Linked DNA regions of Homo sapiens: region 1 is linked to region 2. The links are chromatin loops, found by intact Hi-C in ENCODE. Cell type or tissue: prostate gland. All regions are shown on one strand. Links, peaks and the distances in the headings refer to the core of each region. The heading gives the core; the rest is flanking DNA. Region 1 overlaps PHACTR2 (phosphatase and actin regulator 2). Region 2 overlaps PHACTR2 (phosphatase and actin regulator 2).

Region 1 (8,343 bases), core at 201-8,200, 87 kb before region 2:
TTTACAAAAGTATTTTACTGAGAATTGGATCCATTATTTCTAAGTACAGGCTAAAACGATATGCCCTCAAATAGGATGGTTTCGGTACCCTCTGGCATCATGCCCTAGGAGGATTGAGACTTCTAGTATTTCATTGTGAAGTGTAGAGCATGGTAGATTGGATACAATACATTTTTGATGAATATATGAATGAGTCAACAAATAGTCTCAATAAGCAGCCTGACTGCTTTAAACCAATGATTATATGAATGAGAGGTATGTATTTTTTATATTCTTTTTTTAGTCCAAGAATTACATTACTCTGGCTCTATTGTCTGAAGGGTGGTATCTGAATCTAGTAATTATTTCTTCTAGTTTTTTCCAACCCCACCCCATTTTCACGGTGCCACAGATCAGCACTTGGCTGCTTCTCCTCAATCCTTGGGTTGAAAGGGCAGACAATGCCACTGTCCCCATTTTTAAGAGACAAGAGAACAAGTAAATAAAGTGTGCAGGATCACACCTATGTTGTGATAGAACCTGTATTCATCTGTGTCTCTGGGTTTCCAAGTTTTGTTCAGGGCCCTGTATTTGTCTTGTCCAGAATATTTATCCATTTCCTTGTAAACCAGGCACAGGAAGAGGTCCTAAAGGCAAAAGCTGATGGAGTTTGTTTTCTTTATTCCATAATATATACATGGTAGGAAGTCAAACATTACAAGATGGTTTGGGATAAAAATGAATTTACTCCCTCCCAGAATCCTCCAGTCCCACTTTTCATCTATAACCCAGCATGAACAGTTTTTTTCATTCCACACAGTTTTCATTCATAGATATATCTTTATCAGCAGTCAAACAAGACATACTATACTTACTGCTCTATACTTTGAATTTTTCGTGTAATATAACTTGAAAATACTTCCAACTTGTTCTCTTTAATTCTATAAATGAACACTATTATAGTATGTGGATATATGAAAACTTCCTTTAAAAGAATCCTGTTGTATTTTAATATTGTTCCTGGGTTCTTTGCATATGTATATGCTCTTATGAACAATACTGAAATGAACATCCATATCTATGACCTCTCTCTGCACTCCAGGCTCAAATATGCAACTCCCTATTTGACAGGTCTGCTTGAAAACTTGCTGGGCATCCCAGAGGTAACATGGATCTAATGGAAGGTTTGATTTTGTCCTCCAAGCCAGTTCTTCCCTTGACTTTCTACATTTCACCAAATGATACCCCAACCACTCACTTATTCTAGCCCAAGATCTAGGAGTTATTCTTAGGTTTTCCTTTCCCCCTCCACATGGATCCATCAGCAGGTCTTGTTCTTTTTTCTTCCCAAATATATCTCAAGTCCATGCTCTTCTGTCTGTCCCTACTGCCACTATCCAAGCTCTGAGGCCATCCATTACATGGACAACTATAAACTACATGTCCTAATGACATATTAGCAGTAGAGTTGCTAGGTCAAAAGATTTGTGTGTTTTATTTTGATAGACTTTGCTACATTATTCTCAAAGAGGCTTTCTCAGTGTTATCTGCTTATTATATGAGAATTTCTGTTTCTGTACTCTGTCACCACCACTGAATATCAGGGTCACTCTTAGCCCATAGCCTCGTGAGAATTAGAAGTCACTTCCTCTGGGTGAGGCAGCTAGCTCCACAGCACAGACTTAACAAGTGGAACTTTAGCATGTATTTAATTCCCACTCATTCTCTTACCTATGTGTCCTTCTGCAGTCAACACTCTACACAACTGTACATGACCACAATGCTGTGCATAAATAATTTTTTAGACTCTTTGTAAATCTATATGTAAAAAATGGCATCTTATTTTGATTATGAGTGATGTAGGACATTTATATTTCTTTTTCTTTGAATTGCCTATTTATAGACTTTCCTTATTTTTATGGTTTCTTACAAATTTGTATATTCAGGAGATTAACCTAATGTCTATCATATATTTTAACATTAAAAATTTTTTTCTTGTACCTTAAGTTTGTTTATAGTACTTTTTTATAGAAACCTTTAAATTTTTAAGTCAAGTTGATTAGTCGTTTTCTTTCTTACAGACTAGGGCTATTTCAAAAATGCTTTCCTCTGCTATTTTTCTCATGTTTTGAATATTTGATCTCTGTAATTTATTCTAGCTTAAGATGAATAGATTTAATAGTATAAAATTTTTAAACTTTTACATGGCCAAAAAAAATTAACATCAGAAAGTTGAAAAGGAAAATCATAAAGTTGAAAGAAATATTTAATTATATATGGAAAATAATAGTTAATATCATTAATGTAGTAAGACCTCTTAAAAGTCAGTAACAAAAAGATAAGCAACCACATAGGAAAACAAGTAAACAACATGAACAGGCATTTTCCAAAATACCTAATGGTTACAATTGTGAACTCACTATGGGCCAGGAACTACTCTAAGTGCTTTACTTGAATTAACTTTTTAAAACTTATGACGTTCATCCGGGGTAACTAATATTAATATCCCCATTTTATAAATGAGGAAAACCAAAGTACGAGAGCTAAGAAACTTGCCTATGTTACCTGACCAAAGAAGAACATAAGTGATCACTTGGTAAATGAAATAAGGTTTAAGCAATTAAATGAAAAAAAAAAAAAAAAAGGGATGCAACTGATCACCTATGAGTTTAGCAAAGATTAAAATGAGTAATTCCCAAAAGACAATTGTTTTGTGGTAATTTAAATTGGTACAACTTATCAGAAAAGCAGTTTGGCAATATATATTAAGTCATAAAATGTGCACTTAGGCCGGGCGTGGTGGCTCACACCTGTAATCCCAGCACTTTGGGAAGCCAAGGCAGGTGGATCACCTGGGGTCAGGAGTTTGAGACTAGTCTGAACAAAATGGTGAAACCCCGTCTCTATTAAAAATATAGAAATTAGCCAGGTGTGGTGGCGGGCGCCCGTAATCTCAGCTACTTGAGAGGCTGAGACAGGAGAATTGCTTGAACTCGGGAGGCGAAGGTTGTAGTGAGCCAAGATTGCACCATTGTACTCCAGCCTGGACGACAGAGTGAGATTCTGTCTCAAAAAAAAAAAAAAAAGTGCACTTAGACTACACTTAGACCCAGTAGTTCTGCTCATAGAAGTATATTGTAAAAGAAATAATTAATTGCTCATAAAAACAATTTTTACAAAAGCCAAAAATTGGAATTAACTTAATAGTCAAGCATCAAGAGACTTGTTGAATTGATTGAGATAGACATGTGGTAGAATAAGCCATTTAAAAATGATGTAAAAATATTTTTAAAAGGCAATTTTTATGATAAATAACATCAACATGTGAAAAGGCAGGTTATGAAGTAATATGATTCCATTTTTAAAATATGTAAAGAAAAATTTATATGTACACACACATAGAGGAGAGGAACTTCATTCTTTTTTTTTTTTTTTTTTTTTTTTGAGACAGAGTCTCGCTCTTTTACCTAGGCTGGAGTGCAGTGGCATGATCTCGGCTCACTGCAACCTCCACCTTCTGGTTTCAAGTGATTCTCCTGCCTCAGCCTCCCAGGTAGCTGGAATTACAGGCGTGAGCCACCATGCCCAGCTAATTTTTGTATTTTAATAGAGATGAGATTTCATCATGTTGGCCAGGCTCGTCTCGAACTCCTGACCTCGTGATCCACCTGCCTCGGCCTCCCAAAGTGCTGGGATTACAGGTGTGAGCCACTGCGCCCACCCAGGAACTTCATTCTTGAAGAGTTAGTGTGACAGTCATGGCTTTCCCCTGCTTTGGACATGATCGAACCCAAGGTTTCCATATCCACTGTCCACCTGGACCTTGACCGTAATTAAAGTCATGAGCTCACCTGCAACTGTACTAGCTTTTCTCCAGCTGCGTGGATTCTGAGCTTTAAGCTCAGTGGCTGGTTTTCAGCTACTTTTTTTTCCTTTGTCAGTGATGAAAATGAAAACATTGGTCCCAATATAGCCACCTTCTTTTTAGGTTTAATTGTTTTTTTAGTCTGTTCGATAATAATGTGAATGTCTCTTACTTTGAGAGAAAGAATGTGAGCAAAATTTCAACATCACCTACTTCTCTTTGGTCCATAGCTCATCAGATTTGGTCAGTGACTAATATCCCAAATATTTTAATTTTATTTTTAGCAGTCTGAAATAGAAAATAATAAATTTATTTTATTTTTAGCAGTCTGAAAACATAATGACTAATGAGCAAGTCACACGTCACCTCTTGCCTTCTTAATGCAGTGGGGAAGGAAACAAGAATTGTAAGAATTGGTCTTACAATTAAGCCTATTTAATTTGAATAGAGGGAAAATTCCAACATCTTTTCTTTGGGGACTTTACTGTAGCAGGTTAACTGCTAGTCTCTATTCTTGGGAGAAAATATTAATATTTAGTGAAGACTCAACTGATGCAAAAGTGATATTAAGGATAGAAATAGTCTTAAGAAAATAAACACTTCTTGTTTCCTCCCCACAAAAGCAGGGGAACAAAAACCAAAACTACAGAAATGCGGAAAGGAATGGGCAAATCACATTACTTGCTAAAAGGTCGGTCTAACCATTATCATTTATATTTATAAACCATCCCTCCATTTATTTTCATTTCAAGGGGCTGGATGTTTTTATTCACATCAACCTTCTGGCAAGTAAAACACTGCAGCCCTTAACACTAAGGAAATTTGGCTGCCAAGGAAGGACTGAAGTGCTATTTTGCTTAAGAATATCCTGGAAAGCTGTGCTGGTATGTGCTTGGCAGGTATAGTCCTACAAATCAGCCTGTTTTATGAGGGGATATTAAGAAGGAGAAGAGTGGCACCTTCATGCAGCAAACAGTTCCTAAATTAAAGTTATTATGTGTAAGGTGTTATGCTAAGCAAGGTGGGAAGTTTCAAAGATAAATCCTACACAGACCCTGCCCACAAAGCGTCCAGTCTAGAAGATGCTTAGTGAAAATGTGCAGAAATGAGAGTGGAAGGGAAGGGATATGTAGAGAATTGTAGGACTAGATCAGGAGGCAAAACACATAATGGGGACAAGAATTCAGGCTCTGAAAAGGAAAGGGGTGGAAGGCAATACTGAAAGCCACAGGCAATGGGAACCACTGACGCTTTTTTTTTTTTAAATCAAACCAGAGAAATGATTATTGCTTTGCCTCCGGAGATGAGTTGGCCTGCCGCATGCAGTATAGATTTCATGGGGAGAGACTGAAAGTGGGACCAAGAAGTAGGCTGGAATAATCCAGCAAGGTGAAGTGGATGCCTGATCTGGGGTGAGGGGTGGGTAGAGAAATGGGAGTAGGGTCTCACCCAACTCTCAACTCCCAGAGTTACCCAGTTTGTGTCTGCAACTCTGACCTTTCTCTGCACTGCAGGCTCAAATGTGCAACTCCCTATTTGACAGGTCTGCTTGAAAACTTGTGGGCATCCCAGAGGTAACATAAGTCTATACAGAAGGTTTGATTTTGTCCTCCAAGCCAGTTCTTCCCTTGACTTTCTACATTTCACCAAATGATACCCCAACCACTCACTTATTCTAGCCCAAGATCTAGGAGTTATTCTTAAGTTTTCCTTTCCCCCTCCATATGGATCCATCAGCAGGTCTTGTCCTTTTCTCTTCCCAAATATATCTCAAGTCCATGCTCTTCCGTCTGTCCCTACTGCCACCGTCCAAGCTCTGGGGCCATCCATTACATGGACAACTGCAGTAGATTCCAGCTGCTCTCCTGCTTCTGTTCCCACCCTTCTGCAATTCATTTTCCACAGAACAGCTAAAGTAATTTCTTAAAGCATAAATCATGTCACTCACTCACTCAAAACCTTCCTGTCCTCCCACTGCACTTGGAATGAAATCCAGATTGCATAGTATGGCCCTCGAGGCTCTACATGAGCCTATATGATCCCTGCCCACCTCTCTGACCTCATCTTCCATCACTTTGCTCTGGTCCCCTCACTGCCTTTTTCAGTCCTCAAACAAGCCTGGATCAGTCCCACCCATGGACCTTGGCCGTTGCTGCACCCTGTTTGAGACACTCTTCCCTTCGCTCTTCGCCAAGCTGACTCCTTGTTTCGGCTGGATCCTTGTGCTTCATAGAGACCTTCCCTGCCTACCCCTCTCCAGAATAACCCACCCAGGTCCCACCCACAGCTCTCTGTGCCTTCACTGCACTTAGCACTCAGATGATCTTGTTTGTTTGTTTTATTCATTGTCTCTCTTTTCTAGAACATAAGCTCCATGATCTAAAAGACGTTATCTGTCTTGTTCACCAATGTCTCTTCTTATTCCTAGGTATATGCCTGACACCAAAACTATTTGTCAAATAAATGAATAGCTCTGTTTGGCCAGGTCATACATTAGTAGAGTAGTGGGAACTGAGTAGAAAGTTCAGGGGCATCTAAGAAATGTGGAGTTGTTTAAACTGATTCTTTAATTCTCCAGTCTCTAAATAGCATGCTCTTTGCTACCTATTGATTGATTTTTCAGCATGACACATTATCTACTGAGCTCACAGTATGGAAACCGAACACGTAGTTCTCTTTTTTACCCTACCCCAACCCCTGCCTCTCCCCATTTCAGAATCATACATTTCCTATTATTTCCCATTTTCCCATTTTCTCATCTTCTCAAGTCTTTTTTTTTTTTTTGAGATGGAGTGTCGCTCTGTTGCCCAGGCTGGAGTGCAGTGGCCTGATTTCAGCTCACTGCAACCTCCGGCTCCTGGGTTCAAGTGATTCTCCTGCCTCAGCCTCCCGATTAGCTGGGATTACAGGCACCTGCCACCACGCCCGGCTAATTTTTGTATTTTTAGTAGCGACAGGGTTTCGCCAGGCTGGTCTTGGCAATCTGGTCTTGAACTTCTGAACTCAGGTGATACACCCACCTCAGCTCCCAAAATGCTGGGATTACCCGTGTGAGCCACTGTGCCCAGCCCCAACATTCTTATATTGTGTTTTTGATTTTATCAGTCATCCATGTAATAGCAGAAATGCCAACGATAGCTAAGGCTTGTGGTAAACCACGATTTCTTTTTCTCTCCTGCATACCTTTTGTTTTTCCTACTGGTGTTTTTGTTAGCTTGCTAAGTGTCCTACATACCATCCCCACACTTTCTCTTGTTATGTATTTAACGAATCGCTTCTCAATATGTTCAAATACTCGAGTTATTCTTACAGGTTCATCTTTAAGAGCTTCATACATAGCCTTTGTCCTCTTCCCATGTGGACTGGATTTTCTCTGAGCCCACTGTCCAGCTGTTGTCTTGGGATCTCTCTTCATCACACCAGGGGGATTCCTTCCACTTTCCTCTTGCATTGAATCTTCAGATTGCTGGATCCCATGCCCCCTTTTTTTTTCTGGGTCTATTTCCTTATTTTGGCAGAGCACACAGGGTGCTTCTTGAGAAAAGCTCACGGGGTGTATGGTTTTTGAGTCTTTGTATTAGAACGTGGCTTTATTCTGGCTTCATGCTTGGTCGAGAGCTTGGCTGGGACATAAGGTAGCAAAGCAGACTTGCTGCAGTATGCACAAACACTGCCATCCCTCCCAATTAATCAGGATGAACGTTTTCCTTTTATCTGGAAGACTTAGTTTTTCTCTTTAGCAGATAGCTTTTAACTGATTTCAAAAGACTTTCTTGGGTGATGGTCACACAAGATCTCAACTTTGACCTGGCTTGTTGCAATGGTCTAAAAAATATTTTATGGACGTTTAAAAGTTTTGTGGTACATAGACTAATTTAAAAATGTGTTTACTGTGATAATAATGTGCTGGCATTTTTTAAGAAGACTCACATTTAAGATCTACATTGAATAATTGTGGTATTCCTGTATTTTTCTGTGTTTTTATTTTAGGGATGCGTCATCTTTATGGGATGCTCGTTCTGATAGGATCCTGGGGGTATTACAAACTACCATTGATATTTCACAAAAGTGCCCAATTGTGAAACTCACCTAGTGTGCAAAATACTGATTGCTGGGTCCCATATTATAGGTCAGCAAAATCAAAGTCTTTTGGAGAGGGGTCTCAGAGTCTGTGTTCTCAACAAACATTCCAGAGGATTCCTAAGGTGAGAAACATCTTCTGGAAAACAAATTATAGGTTAGTGGTACTGTACAGATGGTCCTCAACTTATGATGGGATTACATCTTGATAAGCCCATCATAAAGTAAACAAAAATAGTAAGTCAAACCATGGTAAGTCAGGGACCTTCTGTATTTAAATTAAAAAAAAAAAATTCTCATTTGAATCTTTATGTGTGTCTTTCTCTTTACTTGAGGCAAAAGTTACAAAATATCCAGTTCAGAGACTCAGATGTTCTGTACACAAATGCCGGGATGAATTGGGTCATTCATATTTACTG
Region 2 (8,343 bases), core at 215-8,214:
GAATACTTGTAAATTGTAGATGTATGCTGGACTCTTTGAAAACCATGAAACAAAATACAAATAGTAAGATTAGAATAATAATCAATATGATAATTAATTAGTGAACAATGACACCAACAAATAAAGGACTCATCTCTCAAATTTGTTCTGTTATTCAGAACATATTATTAATTGGCATGTATTTTAAACATTCTGTGATCACCCATAATGGCAGCCAATTCAAACAAGAATGGCTTCCAGTGGCAATCAACTAAAAACCCAGACTGTGGAAAATTTTTCCTATAAAAATAGATCTTCTCTTATTTAAGATGAGATTTCACACTGTGGAAAACAGTATGGTGGTTCTTCAAAAAATTAAACATAGAATTACCATGTGATCCAGCAATTCTACTTCCATGTATATAGCCAAAATAATTGAAAGCAGGCACTTGAATTTGTACACCAGTGCTCAAAGCAGTATTATTCACAATAGCCAAAAGGTGAAAACATACAGATGTGTATTGATTGGTGAATGGATAAACAAAATGTGTTATATACATAGAGTGGAATATCATTCAGCCTTAAAAAGGAAGCAGATTCTCACACATGCTACGACATGAATGAAGGAACCTTGAAGACATTATGCTAAGTGAAGTATGTTACATACAAAAAGACAAACATTGTATAATTTCTCTTAGAGAAGGTGCTTAGAATAGTCAAATTATAGAGACAAAAAGTAGAATGGTAGTTGCCAATGGCTGGGAGATAATGGTTATGGGGAGTTGTTTAATGGGTAGAGTTTCAATTTGGGAAGACGAAAAAGTTCTGAAGATGGTTGGTGGTGGTAGTTACACGGTAATGTGAATGTGTCTAATGCCAGTGAACTGTACACTTAAAACTGGTTAAAATGGCAAATTTTATGTTATGTATATTTTACACAATAAAAATGAGATTTCCTATTTCCCTGTTTGAGAACAAGAATATAGTCTGTTGGGTTTTTCTGATAAGTGAGAAACAAAATTTTGACAGTGATCACTCAGGTTTATAACTATGAAGTAGGGTTTTAAATACCTCATATTCTGATAAAGTTTATCTGTGTTTATTGCTGGAAGAACTTTTTACCAGAAAGCAATTTGGGGGATCTTTGTGTCTTAAAATGAAGATTACATTATTTTTGATGTGATGTTTTTATGTAAATTACTATGTATTTTTTAGTCTAGTCTTTGAAAATTGGCAATCTTTGTACATTAATAGTAACTCTTTAAATCATAGACTTTTACTAGGCTAAATAATAGAAAATTATTGCTTCCTTGCATATCACCTTTTTTCTTTCTTTCTTTCTTTTTTTTTTTTTTTTGAGATGGAGTCTCGCTCTGTCACCCAGGCTAGAGTCATATTACCTTTTTTCTAAAAAGTGTATTTAACTTGCACATTGTCTGTTATGTTACAAGAGGCAGTTTTAAAAATGAAAACACACATAGGATAAATGAGTTTTTACTATTTACATATTGGGATAAAAGCAGGATTAATTCATATATGTACTTTACATATATATATATGTATATATATATATGTATATATATATATATGTATATATATATATATGTGTGTATATATATATATATATATATATATATATATATATATATATGCTTTTTTTTATTTTTTTGAGACAGGGTCTCACTCTGTTACCCAGGCTGGAGTACAGTGGTGCTAGCATGGCTCACTGCAGTCTCGATTTCCCAGGCTCAAGCAATCCTTCCCAGGCTCAAGCTGGGACTACAGGCAAGCGCCACCATGCCCAGCTAATTTTTTATTATTTTATTTTATTTTATTTTATTTATGTATTTATTTAATTTATTTATTTTTGAGACGGAGTTTTGCTCTTGTTGCCCAGGCTGGAGTGCAATGGCGCGATCTTGGCTCACTGCAACCTCCACCTCCCGGGTTCAAGCGATTCTCCTGCCTCAGCCTCCCGAGTAGTTGGGACTACAGGTGCCGGCCACCACTGCTGGCTAATATTTTGTATTTTTAGTGGAGACAAGGTCCCCTATGTTGCCCAGGCTGGTCTTGAACTCCTAGGCTCAAGTGATTCTCCCACTTCAGCCTTCCAAAGTGCTGGAGTTACAGGTGTGAGCCACCGAACCCAGCCATATATTAATGAAAGAAGATGTACTTTTCTACGTCATTACCTTCTGGGTGCTGTGATGCAAAACAATGAGTCTCACTTTTCCAGGAACTTGTGGGATTGAGAAGGCAGAGAAGCAATGGGTGGTCAAGATGTAGTATGCTAAGCACTCTAGCGGGATCGTCTTCAGGTCCCCATGGGACAGACGTGGGGGCAAGGAATTAAACTGAAGGTCCATGAAAGCTTCCTGAAGGAGCTGAGGCTGTAGCTGACACTTGAAGGAAAAAATAATTTGCAAAATGTAGTTTTACCCTATTTGTTTGCTAAATGTATCAGATACCAAGCGTTTGCATTTTACAGATGAAAAATGTAAAACCTTGAGAATTAAGGTTTCATTTCAGTGACTTTAGCCTGGCCTATGTCAAGTGTCTGCTTTCCTCAGCCTGAAGGAAGCCCATGAAACTAGAGCTCTTTTTCTTAGTGTCAGTGCCGCCAAGGGTTGCTCTGAGCTTCACATCACTCCCATGCTTTTCTGCCTTTAACAGTTTCACAACCAAAGAGGAGCTGGGGAAGACAGTGCCTCAGCTACTGACTCCTGGGCTGATGGGCGAATCTTCAGAATCCTTTAGTGCCTCAGAAGATGAAGGCCACAGGGAATACCAAGCCAATGACTCTGACTCGGACGGGCCTATCTTGTACACCGATGATGAGGACGAAGACGAAGATGAGGATGGCAGTGGAGAAAGTAAGACTGTTTTCAAGAGGCAGGGAGGAGCGTGGGTGATAAGCAGAAGCAGCTGCAGTTTATAAAGAATAAAAGCCTCATTAGGAACCAGACATCTGATGTTTTCTTTCCCCTCATCCTCCTTTCTCAAATTAGAAATGTGTATATCCTAAAGTTTAGCTTTTGATGGGAGGCCTTTCCAGAAGATGATGTCACATGGCTGGATCTGGCCTTTGTCGATGAGCTAGATGAGCTAGATGTGCTAGATGTGCATATTAGTATTTGTGCTGAGAATCAAAGCTTTCTAATAACAGAGACCTTTCTCACTATGACCAAAGAGAGCCCTTCCACTCTGGGCCTGTTGTTGAAGAAAGAAAGTCAGTGCAGATTCATAGGCTTACTCATTGGAGGTGTTTGAAATTTTCACTCGCTTTTGTACTGGGGTTTATAGAAAGGGGAAGGAGGAATGAGTCAAGAATGCCAAATACCTCATTAGCATTAAGAGGCTGGGCACGGTGGCTCATGTCTAATTTTGGGAGGCTAACGTGGGTGAATCCCTTGAGGTCAGGAGTTCGAGACTAGCCTAGCCAACATGGCGAAGCCCTATCTTTACTAAAAATACAAAATCCAGATGGGCATGCTAGCGCACGCCTGTAATTCCAGCTGCTCGGGAGGCTGAGGCAGGAGAATCGCTTGAACCCAGGAGGCAGAAGTTGCACTGAGCTGAGATCGCGCCACTGCACTCCAGCCTGGGAGACAGAGCGAGACTCCATCTCAAAAAATAATAATAAAAAGAATGCTAAATACCTTGCTAGCATTAAAAAAAATCATACTTCCACAATAAGTAAGATAGTAGGCCTTCTAGGAAATAATAATATCATTTATGTATTAAAAATAATGGCAAAAACCACAATTACTTTTGCATCAACCTAATATAACTTAGAGATATGGAAAGTGCTTTTATTTTTTTTTAACTTTGTGCTGGATAACATGGGAGGGATTCACTGTGGACTGAATTTGTAGATTATGGCAAGTTATTACTATATTAGTGATTAAATGGCACTTTTTCAAATCCCTTTTAATTTGCATGGAGCAAAAAAAAAAAAAAACCATTATCATCCATGTGGTGTTACTTATCATTTGTTGAAATTTTCAGGATTCTGGGGTAATTAAGGGTTAAACATTGGTAGACTCTGCCAGGATGGCGTCTGAGTAGAGGAAAGGAGGAGACAAGGATTAACTGTACAGAATAAAAGCAAAAGAACTAAGTTTTTTAAACTTGAAAAAGAAACAGAATTGTGCAATCATTCATTTCTATGATCCACCCTCTCAGCAAAATAAACTGCAGCTATCACTTTCCAAACGATGAAGTGATACTTCTAAGTTTTTTCATGGTGTCCCAATATTTTTCAGAACATTAAAAAGAAATAGCGCTTCAGTCCTCTCAAAATGAACTGCATCCAACTCAAAGTCTTTTTTTCCTTAGGTTAATTAAGATTCTCCTCCTGCATGAGGAGAAAGAATTTGGTCTGGGCTCTATTTAAAGTCCATGCCATGTGTAACCTGAGTGCCACTGGCTAAAAGCCTCTCTCTCTGCATTTCTGCTCTTTTTCAATCCTCAGGTGCTTTGGCAAGTAAAATACGCCGGAGGGATACTCTTGCTATCAAACTTGGCAACAGACCATCTAAGAAAGAACTAGAGGACAAAAACATCTTGCAGCGTACATCTGAAGAAGAGAGGCAGGAAATCCGACAACAAATTGGAACCAAGTTAGTCAGGTAATTGCTAACATTTTAGGACAGTACTGACTAATTTGTATTTTTCTCCCTCCCAAAGCTTCCTACCTAACTGGGGTCATTGTGAATTCCTTATGTACAGATACATCTGGCCTACTGGGTCTTTTAAAGTTGGTCTTGCATGATGAAACACTCGAAGAACCTGTCCTTTGGCCCAGCTAGCCAGTGGCTTTGAGGTCACCAAAGCCTATTCCAGGAGTCAAAAACTTTTTTTTAAAGACCAGTTGGCAAACATTTCAGGCTTTGCTGGCCAGACAGTCTCTGTTGCAGCTACTCAACTGCGCTGCTGTAGCATAAAAGCAGCCATAAATAATAGATAAACAAATGAGTGTGGCCATGTTCCAATAAAACTTTATTTATTCATAAAGCTGGATTTGGCCTGCAGATCACAGTTTGCTCAACAATCCTGGCCTAATTTATGGACTCACTAGCATTCCTGGGAATGCCATGAGGTTCTGCCCTGTGGACTGTGAGACTGCAGAAATATTATTTGCCTTCAATGGTCTGCCTCCATCCAAGTCAGGTAGCCTTAACCCTCATATCTGAACATCCCTCTTCCAACTTCAAGTAAATGGATCATCTGACATCTCTTCCTGCCTCCAACCATTGTATAGGATTTTTGCTTTTGCCACTGGTGACTTTACAAGTCCCTTTAACTGGCAGTTTTAATAGAAGTGAGCATTCATGCCAGAGGTCTTATTTTTGATGATCAGTTTAAGCACATGTAAGAATTAGTTGTTCTGCTGACTTGTCTTACTCTGCATACACAACAGGGTGCATAACTGGGAGAAAGGAACTGTCTAGAATCCCAGAGCAGGATTTGGAGGTGGGGGGAAAATTGCTGTCCTTGCTTGGAAGTGGTATAACTGGAGGCAGGATTGGCATGGAGGCTGCTGACCATTTCTCCAGAGGAAGAGTAACCCCTAAGGCACCTCCTTACAGCTGAGTTGTGCAGAAAGGTGTCAGAGACAGCAGCTGTGGCATCTATCTGAAGGAAAAGCACAGCCTACCAGGGAACCTCGGGGGAGGCTTAGAGGGTCTCTCTGTTCTGTAAACCCTCTTGCGACTCTGGAAGAAATTTGGGAATGTTTACCAGTGGTCTCTCTCGCTCTCGTCTTCTTAATTCAGCCCTAACCTGTGACCATTTCTGGCTTCGGGAAAAAGCCAGCAGAAGCAAGAGGGACTAACGTGATTAATGGTATCGAGCTGGAAAAACCTACAGTTCTAAACTTGCCATCTTACCAAGGAAAAACAAGGGGCCTCTCTGAGGCCCAGAGAGATTAAGGAAATGTCTCAAGGACAGACATGCAGTTACTGAGTAGCAGAACCAGAATTAGAATTTCGCTCCTGGGCTCTCTGCCCAATTTTCTTTTGTATACTGTCTCCTGTTTTGTACTTTCTACTCTATGTAAGAGAGTATATGCTTCTAGGTTTTCTGATTGTTTTATTACTCTTGTTTATGTTTTACTATGAAGAAGAATGTAAATCATTGAATAATATTTGCATAAAATAATAATAGTGTTATCATAGTAAGGAGTAAAAAAGTGTGAAGTATCCTATACCCACCTCAATAAATGTCAAAGTAGCAGTAAAGAAAATTTTGTAAGTTTTTGTTAAAATCCTAAACAAACGAGGAGTTGTAATCCCAGCACTTTGGGAGGCCAAGGCAGGCAGATCACCTGAGGTCAGGAGTTCAAGACCGGCCTGGCCAACATGGCGAAATACCGTTTCTACTAAAAATACAAATATTAGCCAGCTATGATGACTGGCACCTGTAATCCCAGCTACTCAGGAGGCTGAGGCAGTAATTTTGGAGGCAGAGGTTGCAGTGAGCCGAGATTGTACCACTGCACACCAGCCTGGGCAACAGAGTGAGACTCCATCTCAAAAAAAATGTAAAAATAAATTTAAAAAATATATACTAAATATCTTACTATAGGGAGAAACCCTAAAGTCATTTCCTTTAAAAACAGAAGCAAAGAAAAATTCCTTAACCTTACTGTGCTAAAAGTCTGGTCACAATTATTTGTGGTGAAGAAAAGGTATAAATTGTAGGAAAGATATACTGTTATTATACATGGTTGTATACCTAGAAAGCTCTAAAAACTGACCCAAAATTGCTATATATAATGATTTCAGCAGGTTTGCTTGATGTAAGATTAACCTATAAAAATCAACATTATGTTTATATAACATTGTTACATAGAAGAAAATACAATGAAAAAGGGAGATTGCGTTCACGGCATAGCAACAACCGCATTTTAAATACTTAACTATTCACAGGCAGAAGTCCGTAGTCAGGTACCTAGCTAACATCCAGGCCGATCTGTTGCTAGAAGGAAAGGAGACTGTGTAATGGGGGTCAGTGAGCAGCCTCAGCCATGATCTGTAGGCCCACACATACCTGGTTTGAACCACTGCAGTTTTTGGTCTCTGCTACAGCTTAGCTTATAGTCTAATTAATATATAGCTCATTAGGGTCTAAAATAGGATGCTGTGCCTGGCCAGGTAATCTTAATATTACTGTCACATGACACTCCCCAGGTAGGTGAGCGATCCAGTATGGTGGGAGCATGGCTCCTTGAAGTCTGCCTGGCAGCCCCATTCCTTCTGTCTTGCTGCTCTCCCATCCCCTAGATGGTCTCAGCTGCATGATCAAAGCTGGCTCACACCATCATGCTGAAGTTCTAGCCTGTGGAAAAAGGAAAGAGAAAGAAGGGAGCATGCACCCAGGCATTTTAAGGATGAGAAGGGGAAGTAACAAACATCATTCTGCTCACATCCCATTGCAGAAACTCAGTCACAGCACGATACCTGGCTTCTAGGGAGGCAGAAGTCTGTAGTCAGGTACCTAGCTAACATCCAGGCCGCTCTGTTGCTAAAAGGAAAGGAGACTGTGTAATGGGGGTCGGTGAGCAGCCTCAGCCATGATCTGTAGTCTCCAAACTAATGGGAAGGAGACTTTTATTTTGCAGCTTTAAAAATGGATTTTTATTTCTCAAAACATGAAAAATAGAGCTTTGTTGTTTTATTCTGAGTCTCCTACTAGGGTACCTTGTTTTTAACCTGTAATATATCCTTTTTGTCATCATAGGAGGCTGAGCCAGAGGCCCACAACTGAAGAATTAGAGCAAAGAAACATCCTAAAACGTGAGTATTCTATACTATAGAATGATTCCTTGTGTAATCGCTAACAAGCTGCCTCTACAGATGATCGATTTATCAGTAAGAAACCATCATATATTCATTTACTCAAGATGGACTGAAATAGTCCATTTATGTCACATTTATATGTAATTGTTTATATATTTTTTTAATTTCTTGAATTTGATATTTGATTTTATGGCTTTGAGCCTTATACCCGCCCCTAGAGCAGAGTCATGGTCATGACAATTGTGTTTAAGAAAGATGAAATATATTCCATGTATTCTTTCACCCAAATATTAAATAGAAAAAGAATGCTCTAGTCTTCTCGCAAATAAATGTCAAAGAAAAGGCCAAAAGAATCCACAAGGAAACAAATCAAACATTCCTATATTATTATTAACAATACAGTTTGTTGCTAGTTTAACAAATGGCTCAATTCAAAACAAAATTTTCAATCCATTGCATTTTCCTATGTTATGATAACTCGGCTTCCTTCTTGAGTTGTTTATAATTTCTCAGCACTAAAACGTTCTCCATTCATTTTCCTACTTTATTTTCCCATTCTGTT

The links. Peaks named below come from ENCODE experiments on the same cell type or tissue, not always from the same donor. Only the 100,000 strongest peaks of a DNase experiment are listed, where the experiment ranks them.
Region 1: a loop joins it to region 2, with 2.7 times the contacts of the local background. A loop is called at or near these places in 3 of 110 quality-filtered maps.

The regions. Positions count from the first base shown.
Region 1 is chr6:143,683,083-143,691,425 of GRCh38, forward strand. The region is part of intron 1 of PHACTR2 (phosphatase and actin regulator 2); the gene reads left to right. Among named protein-coding and RNA genes, the nearest start is that of PHACTR2, 9.3 kb to the left of the region's middle. In prostate gland, for the core only: no CTCF peak of the experiment used is centred there; no DNase peak of the experiment used is centred there; H3K27ac peaks cover 1,268 bases.
Region 2 is chr6:143,769,606-143,777,948 of GRCh38, forward strand. It overlaps PHACTR2 (phosphatase and actin regulator 2), which reads left to right. Exons shown (of 13, transcript NM_001100164.2): 7 at 2,653-2,852; 8 at 4,454-4,610; 9 at 7,723-7,778. Among named protein-coding and RNA genes, the nearest start is that of LTV1, 70 kb to the right of the region's middle. In prostate gland, for the core only: no CTCF peak of the experiment used is centred there; DNase peaks (open chromatin) are centred at 4,944 and 5,968; H3K27ac peaks cover 3,784 bases.